Regions from separate parts of the Homo sapiens genome. Here region 2 is linked to region 1. Evidence: read pairs that join two places in POLR2A ChIA-PET (ENCODE). Cell type or tissue: IMR-90. All regions are shown on one strand. Links, peaks and the distances in the headings refer to the core of each region. The heading gives the core; the rest is flanking DNA.

Region 1 (3,263 bases), core at 552-3,051:
CCAGTCTCTTTGACTTTGCTAACCCTGCAGGCTTCTGCTGGGCTGGTTTGCTTAGAACCGCAAGTCAAGCCTGCTTTGCTGCTGTGGTGCTTGAGAAATCTTGCTCTCTTTTGAATTTGAAGTGTGCCTTTTTAAGCTTGGATTTCTCCCTCCTTGTCTCAAATGACTTTGTCCCCCCTCCCTCCCACACTCCCCAGTGAAATCAACTTTCCAGGAGCCAAAGTAAGCACAGATTTATAGTCCTAATTGGTAATAAATCCTAGAGTTAATTATTTGCAGATGTAGCTATTAGTGCTCAAATAATGATTCATCTTTTAAAAGCAGGGTATTTACTCTTTCTTTTCTGTAGGTGGGGGGTGGCTATGGGGGATGGTTATTATCCTTGTGTAGAACAGGGCATCACATTAAGGCCTCTTCTAAGAGTGCCAGTGTGCTGGTTCTTGGAGAATGCCTCTGTCTGAAGCATGTTTGGCATCTGAGAATGGATTTCAGGCGACCAGGCAGGACCTGTGCACACCTCCTTTTGCACTGCTTTGCTTTTTTGCCATCTTTTCTTCTAGACACCCAGGCAGATGCCAAATATTGCCTCCTACTCCTGCTTGGTACCTATTATGCCAATTCTTTCCTTTCTGATGCCCTTCTCTGACTTTGCTTATAGACGACTCATTTCCCTACTGAACTTAATACCATCTTTTTCTTTTCCCTTTGCCCCAAACGTCTCTCCTCTGCCACCACAAAGGTCATTGTTCAGTCACTGGTTTGACATCACTCATCACTGGTTTGTCGATTCCAACAGACCTGTCCCTGCCCCCACAAGGTATTTTGGGTGTCAGATAGATTCATATTATGGGAATTCTCTAAAAACCTTGAGTCATAGATATTTAGAGCTGGAAAAGATGCTATAGATCACCTATGCATTCTAAAACCTTCATTTTACAGAAGAAGAAACAGAGGCTGGGAAAGAATAAGTGACTTGCCTGGGTCTGAGAAGGAGAGGAACCAGCTTTATACATGGAGGGAGAGAAGTCTCTTGCGTGTCTAGTCCTTCACACCTCCTCTCCCCTCCCCCAGGCTGGTTTACAGACTATGCCCACTGCAGTAAACATGTGATAAGAGGTTTACATGTGTTCTTTGGGAGTGGCCAGGCCTGGAAGGAACATGTGTGTGTGTGTGTGTGTGTGTGTGTGTGTATGTGTGTGTGTCTGTGTCTGCGCGCTCTCACATATTGACTGTGGTTACTTTTTACTTTGTGAAGACAATCCATGGAAACTTGCCACATAAATATTTATGGGTCTTTTCATGTTTGCCCTGAACCCCCTGGAGTTTCAAAGGTGTATCACTCTGTCTTCAAAAATGCATTTCAAATGTGAGTACTGTGAAACAAGAAACGACCGTGTGCATGCAGCCTGGTAGAGTAAATAGTAGATGCAAAGCCGTTCCCCTAGGGCTTGGCATTCTGTGTGTCTATCTTTCTTGCTGGCCCTTGAGTCAATTCAGGAAAAGTGGTGTGAAACTGAGAAGGATTGGAGAAAAGAAAAATGGAGGGGGACAAAGAAACAGAGAGGAACAGATGAAGGGAGGGAGGGAGGGAGAGAGAGAGAAGAGAAGAGAAACGTATTACCATCTGTCCCACATAAACAAGGGCTTTGTGTCGGAGGAGTAAACAGAGCTGCTCCACGCCTCCTGTGTGGAAGCAGGGTGTTTTGTTTCTGCTCCTTTTTTTAGTTGGCTTAGAGAATGAAGCATGAGGTAGTTTCTGAAAAATCTGTAGGGGTTCTGGGAATCCTGAATCATCTAAACTAAACTTCACAAAGCATTTCTGTGTGCTGGGTTAGGATAATGATGGATGGTTGATGTTGCACCTTTGTCCCAAAGAGCTCAAAATGTTACACAAACAGTATCTTGTTTTGTTTAGACTCCCTTTAACCTGTCTGGGAAGGGGTGTGTGTGTGTGTGTGTGTGTGTGTGTGTGAGTGATTATGTGCATTGCACACTTCACAGACAGGACAACAGGACAGTGGGCACAGAAAACATAAGGGAAGGTCCACAGCCACACAGTGAGCAGGTGGACAGTGAATCCTTCCAGGTCTCCCCATGCCCTAATCCAGGGCGCTTCTATCCCTCTTACATCTCCCGCCTACCAGGGATGGAAAACAATTTGGCTTAACGTTTTATTTGGAAGAACATATACAAAAGTGGAGTGAATAGGATCATGAATCACCAGCTCCCTTCATGCTCCCTCCCCTGACCCCTTCTCTACAGATTGTTTTGAAACAAATCCCTTCTATCATAGGTTTAATTTGTAAATATTTGAGTATGCATCTCTAAAAAAAGCAGTATCATCACAACTAAAAATTAATAATAATTTCTTAATATTATCTGATATCCAGCAGTATTAAAATTTATCTAAATTATTACATGTGTGTGGAAAACTCTTCACCTTATGAGGCTACACACGTATTCCTATGATGCCATCATTGCTTGAAGTAGTTTTTGGGCACCGCTAATCAAGATGGTCACTGGGAACGGCATCATATACTTTTGTAAACTCTTGCGGAGGGCAATCTAATATCTTTTGAGGGTGGATTTGATTTTGCTATAAGCCAGAAGTCATTTGAAACCAAGCCTCAAGAATAAGATGGCTGATTCACAAATAATACTATTTATTCTATTTGGATATTTAATTCTGCTGTACCTTAAAAGCAGATAACTTAGAGCCATTGCTTTGTAGTTACATAACTTATGTCAGTAAGAAACTAAAGGCAGGTGTGATGGCAAAAATCAGAGGGTGTCAGCCTTTGTGCTGCAGCAGTGTCCTGGAGGCTCCTCTGTGGGGCTGGAATTATTTTTTTTGAGTTGATGGGTCATGGTGGGGGTGCGTGGTGTGTGCAGGAAAGTGACTAGTTAGCAGTAAACACAGAAGTGTTTCAATATTCTGGCTGGGCACGGTGGCTCATGCCTGTAATCCCAGCACTTTGGGAGGCCGAGACAGGTGGATCACCTGAGGTCAGGAGTTCGAGTCCAGCCTGGCCAACATGGTGAAACCCCGTCTACTAAAAAAAAAAAAATAATTAGCTGGGCACGGTGGCGGGCACTGGTAATCCAGCTACATGGGAGGCTGAGGCAGGAGAACTGCTTGAACCCAGGAGGTGGAGGTTGCAGTGAGCTGAGATCACGCCATTGCACTCCAGCCTGGGCGACAGAGTGAGACTCCATCTCAAAAAAAAAAAAGTTTCAATATTTTAACACAGACATGGTTGGAC
Region 2 (3,263 bases), core at 536-3,035, 150 kb after region 1:
CATGCTGTCGTGGGTTCCGCACCCAGTCTGAACTTCCTGGTGGCTTTGTTTACACTGTGAGGGGAAAGCCGCCTACTCAAGCCTCCGTAATGGTGGATGCTCCTCCCCCTACCAAGCTCCAGCATCTCAGTTTGATTTCAGATTACTGTGCAGGCAGTGAGCATTTCAAGCCAGTTGATCTTAGCTTGCTGGGCTCCATGGTGGTGGGATCCACTGAGCAAGATCACTCGGCTCCCTGGCTTCAGCCCTCTTTCCAGGGGAGTGAACGGTTCTGTCTCACTGGCATTCCTGGCACCACTGGGGTATGAAAAAAGAACTCCTGCAGCTAGCTTGGTGTCTGCCCAAACGGCTGCCCAGTTTTGTGCTTGAAACCCAGGGCCCTGGTGGTGTAGGTGCCAGAGAGAATCTTCTGGTCTACAGGTTGAGAAGACTGTGGGAAAAGCATAGTATCTGGGCCAGATAGCACCATCCCTCATGGCACAGTCCCTCACTGCTTCCCCTGGCTAGGGGAACATAATACTCTATTTTAAACCTGTATTTTATTTAATCATCCTATCATCATCTCCAGGTGTACATCATCATTTTTACATCACAGTAATTTGCCACAGGACACAGAGTAAGTGGCTGTAGTAAGTTGTATTATTGCTCAATCTATTTGCTATTTGGGAGTGTGTTAAATATCCCTGCTTTGGGCCGGGCGTGGTGGCTCATGCCTGTAATCCCAGCACTTTGGGAGGCCGAGGTGGGTGGATCACGAGGTCACGAGATCGAGACCAGCCTGATCAACATGGTGAAACCCCGTCTCTACTAAAAATAGAAAAATTAGCTGGGCGTGGTGGCACATGCCTGTAATCCCAGCTACTCGGAAGGCTGAGGCAGGAGAATTGCTTGAACCTGGGAAGCGGAGGTTGCAGTGAGCCGAGATTGCGCCACTGCACTCCAACCTGGTGACGGAGCAAGACTCCATCTCAAAAAAAAAAAAAAAAAAAAAATCCCTGCTTTTTTGGGGTCAGGCTTGGCCATATGATTTGTTTTGTCCATAAAATATAAATGGAAGTGATGTGAGCAGAAACTTTAAAAGCCAACATATGATTCCATTGTCTTTTTTTCTATTTCACAAGATCAATTTCCCAGATACTGGCTGCTCCTTTAGTCTGGGTCTGGAGATAATGACCACAGGGAAGACAGATGCAGCTGATATGTAGCCTGAGTGAGAAATAAACCTTTGCTATTCCAAGCCACTGAGATTTGGGGTTGTTTGTTACCACATCATGCCATAGCCTAAGTTGATTAGTACAGTAGCAAAGACAGGATTCTGACTCCAAAGCCCATGACTTTTCCTTCATAACACTCTACCTTCCAGTGGGAAAGACACAGAGGCTTAAACACTGTTTGTGCAGCATGTGGCATCTCCTCCCTCCTTTTACATATGCTAGTGAGAGCTTACGAAAGTGTCAGGAGAGTACAGTCAGCCCAGAGGACTTCTGTCTAACCATGAATGCTGGGTTCATGTAAACTGCACAGCAGATCTGACTCCCCAGGGTTCGTGTCAGCCTCTCCCTTCTTAGAAGCACTGAAGCAGGGGAGGGAGGGGCACAGTGATGACAGTGATGAGTTCCATATGTCTCAAGTGCTTTCCAGATGCGCCCTCTGGCTCAGCTTAGTGGGAGCTGGTGCCATCTGGTAGACAAGCACGGAGACTGTGAGTAGGGGGCCAGCCTTCCAGATCCAGTGTCCTCCCCACCTCGGGAGTAACTGGGAAGTCCCTGATCCCAGATAGGAAGTGGATACTTCCCTGTAGGAAGAGGAAAGGTCCAAGAGCCCCTCGTTCAAAACCAGATAGGTGTTCTTTGAGTGAAAAGCAAGCTGGACCTTGAGGCCAAATAAAATTTTGCTATTTAGAATGACTGGTTAAGTTGGAAAAACAAACAAGCAAATAAACCTCTGCAAGAAGGTAAATTAATCTAAAAAGTGGTCTAATCTTTCTTTTGTTAAAAAAAAAAAAAGATAGCCAGGCATGGTGGCAGGCACCTGTAATCTCAGCTACTCAGGAGACTGAGGCAGGAAAATCGCTTGAACCTGGGAGGTGGAGGTTGCAGTGAGCTGAGATCACACCACTGCACTCCAGCCTGGGCTACAGAGCAAAACTCTGTAAAAACAAACAAAAAAAAATCTATGGTGTTTTTCTTCTGTGGATTTAAACTGAGAAAATGGAGCTGACAATCCCTTTCTTTATTTAGATTTTCCCCTAGGATTTTGTGTTGCAGGGGAATATACCGGTCTAGGTCTATGTCAATGACCTGGGTCAATGACCTGGGGAATTGTTTTGGAGTCACTCTTGGTATTTGTTGCAGGGCCTAGGCAATCATGGAGCAGCTACAGCTGCCTCTGGCAGAGAGCAGTATGGATTGACTCTGCAGTTGTAATGTGACTGCAACCCCATTTGAGGAAAGGGTATTTGTTGTAGTCAACCTGCAGGTCACTAGGTCCATACTTTGCTTAGCTTTTAAACTGTCTTTGTATCATGACTTGAGTAGCTGATTGACACTTGAGTTTCTTGGGTCTCTTTCTTGTGTTCTGGAATTCAGTGTACCATCTTGTTCTGTTTTATGATTAATCTTTTTGAGAGGCCTACAAAACAGATATATCACAAGTAGGAAAATTAAAAGCAAACACTGATTTATAAACAGTTCACAAAAAATCAAGAGGATACAGAAATTCCCTTTGTTCCATGATATATATTTGTTTCCCTCATGACATGGCTCCTCATTTTACCATCAGAGGGTACAAAAGCATCTTCTTAGCTCCAAGATACCTAACAGTTACAGTATACTTGACCAATTGACCAGCTTCAATGGACCCCTTTTTCCTTTGAGTTCTTTACTTTGTTTAGTTCTCCATTGTAGTAATAGCCAACATTTAAAGAGGCCTTTACTGCTCGAAAATGCTTTTACATACATTGACAAAGAGGCCCTCACAATGCCTTTGGAGCCGGTTGAACTGAATATTATTAGGTGCCCCTGTAAAGAGTGGGTCATAGAATGGTTTCACCACCATTTTTATGGATCTGGGAGATTAGGGACCATGTCAATTTGTTGTGGTTGTTGATCATGCGTTCTTTTACCACTAAAATGAAGAACAGAAAGGGACAAAAATGAGGAAAGAAGTAAGAGGAGGAGAAAATGGGAAAGAAGAAGACAGGTCATTGTGTTAAAATAACAAGTAAAACAGTTAACAGCTGGAAGCTCCAATTGGCTGGACTG

Evidence for each region. Peaks named below come from ENCODE experiments on the same cell type or tissue, not always from the same donor. Only the 100,000 strongest peaks of a DNase experiment are listed, where the experiment ranks them.
Region 2: POLR2A ChIA-PET joins it to region 1 with 7 read pairs; 1 of 35 experiments calls an interaction of 5 or more read pairs at or near these places.

Annotation. Positions count from the first base shown.
Region 1 is chr3:170,469,150-170,472,412 of GRCh38, forward strand. The region is part of intron 7 of SLC7A14 (solute carrier family 7 member 14); the gene reads right to left. The region is part of intron 1 of SLC7A14-AS1 (SLC7A14 antisense RNA 1); the gene reads left to right. Among named protein-coding and RNA genes, the nearest start is that of SLC7A14-AS1, 3.5 kb to the left of the region's middle. In IMR-90, for the core only: no CTCF peak of the experiment used is centred there; DNase peaks (open chromatin) are centred at 1,702 and 2,192; H3K27ac peaks cover 1,435 bases.
Region 2 is chr3:170,621,397-170,624,659 of GRCh38, forward strand. All of the region lies in intron 2 of SLC7A14-AS1 (SLC7A14 antisense RNA 1), which reads left to right. Among named protein-coding and RNA genes, the nearest start is that of SLC7A14, 37 kb to the left of the region's middle. In IMR-90, for the core only: a CTCF peak has its summit at 1,654; a DNase peak (open chromatin) is centred at 1,535; H3K27ac peaks cover 1,087 bases.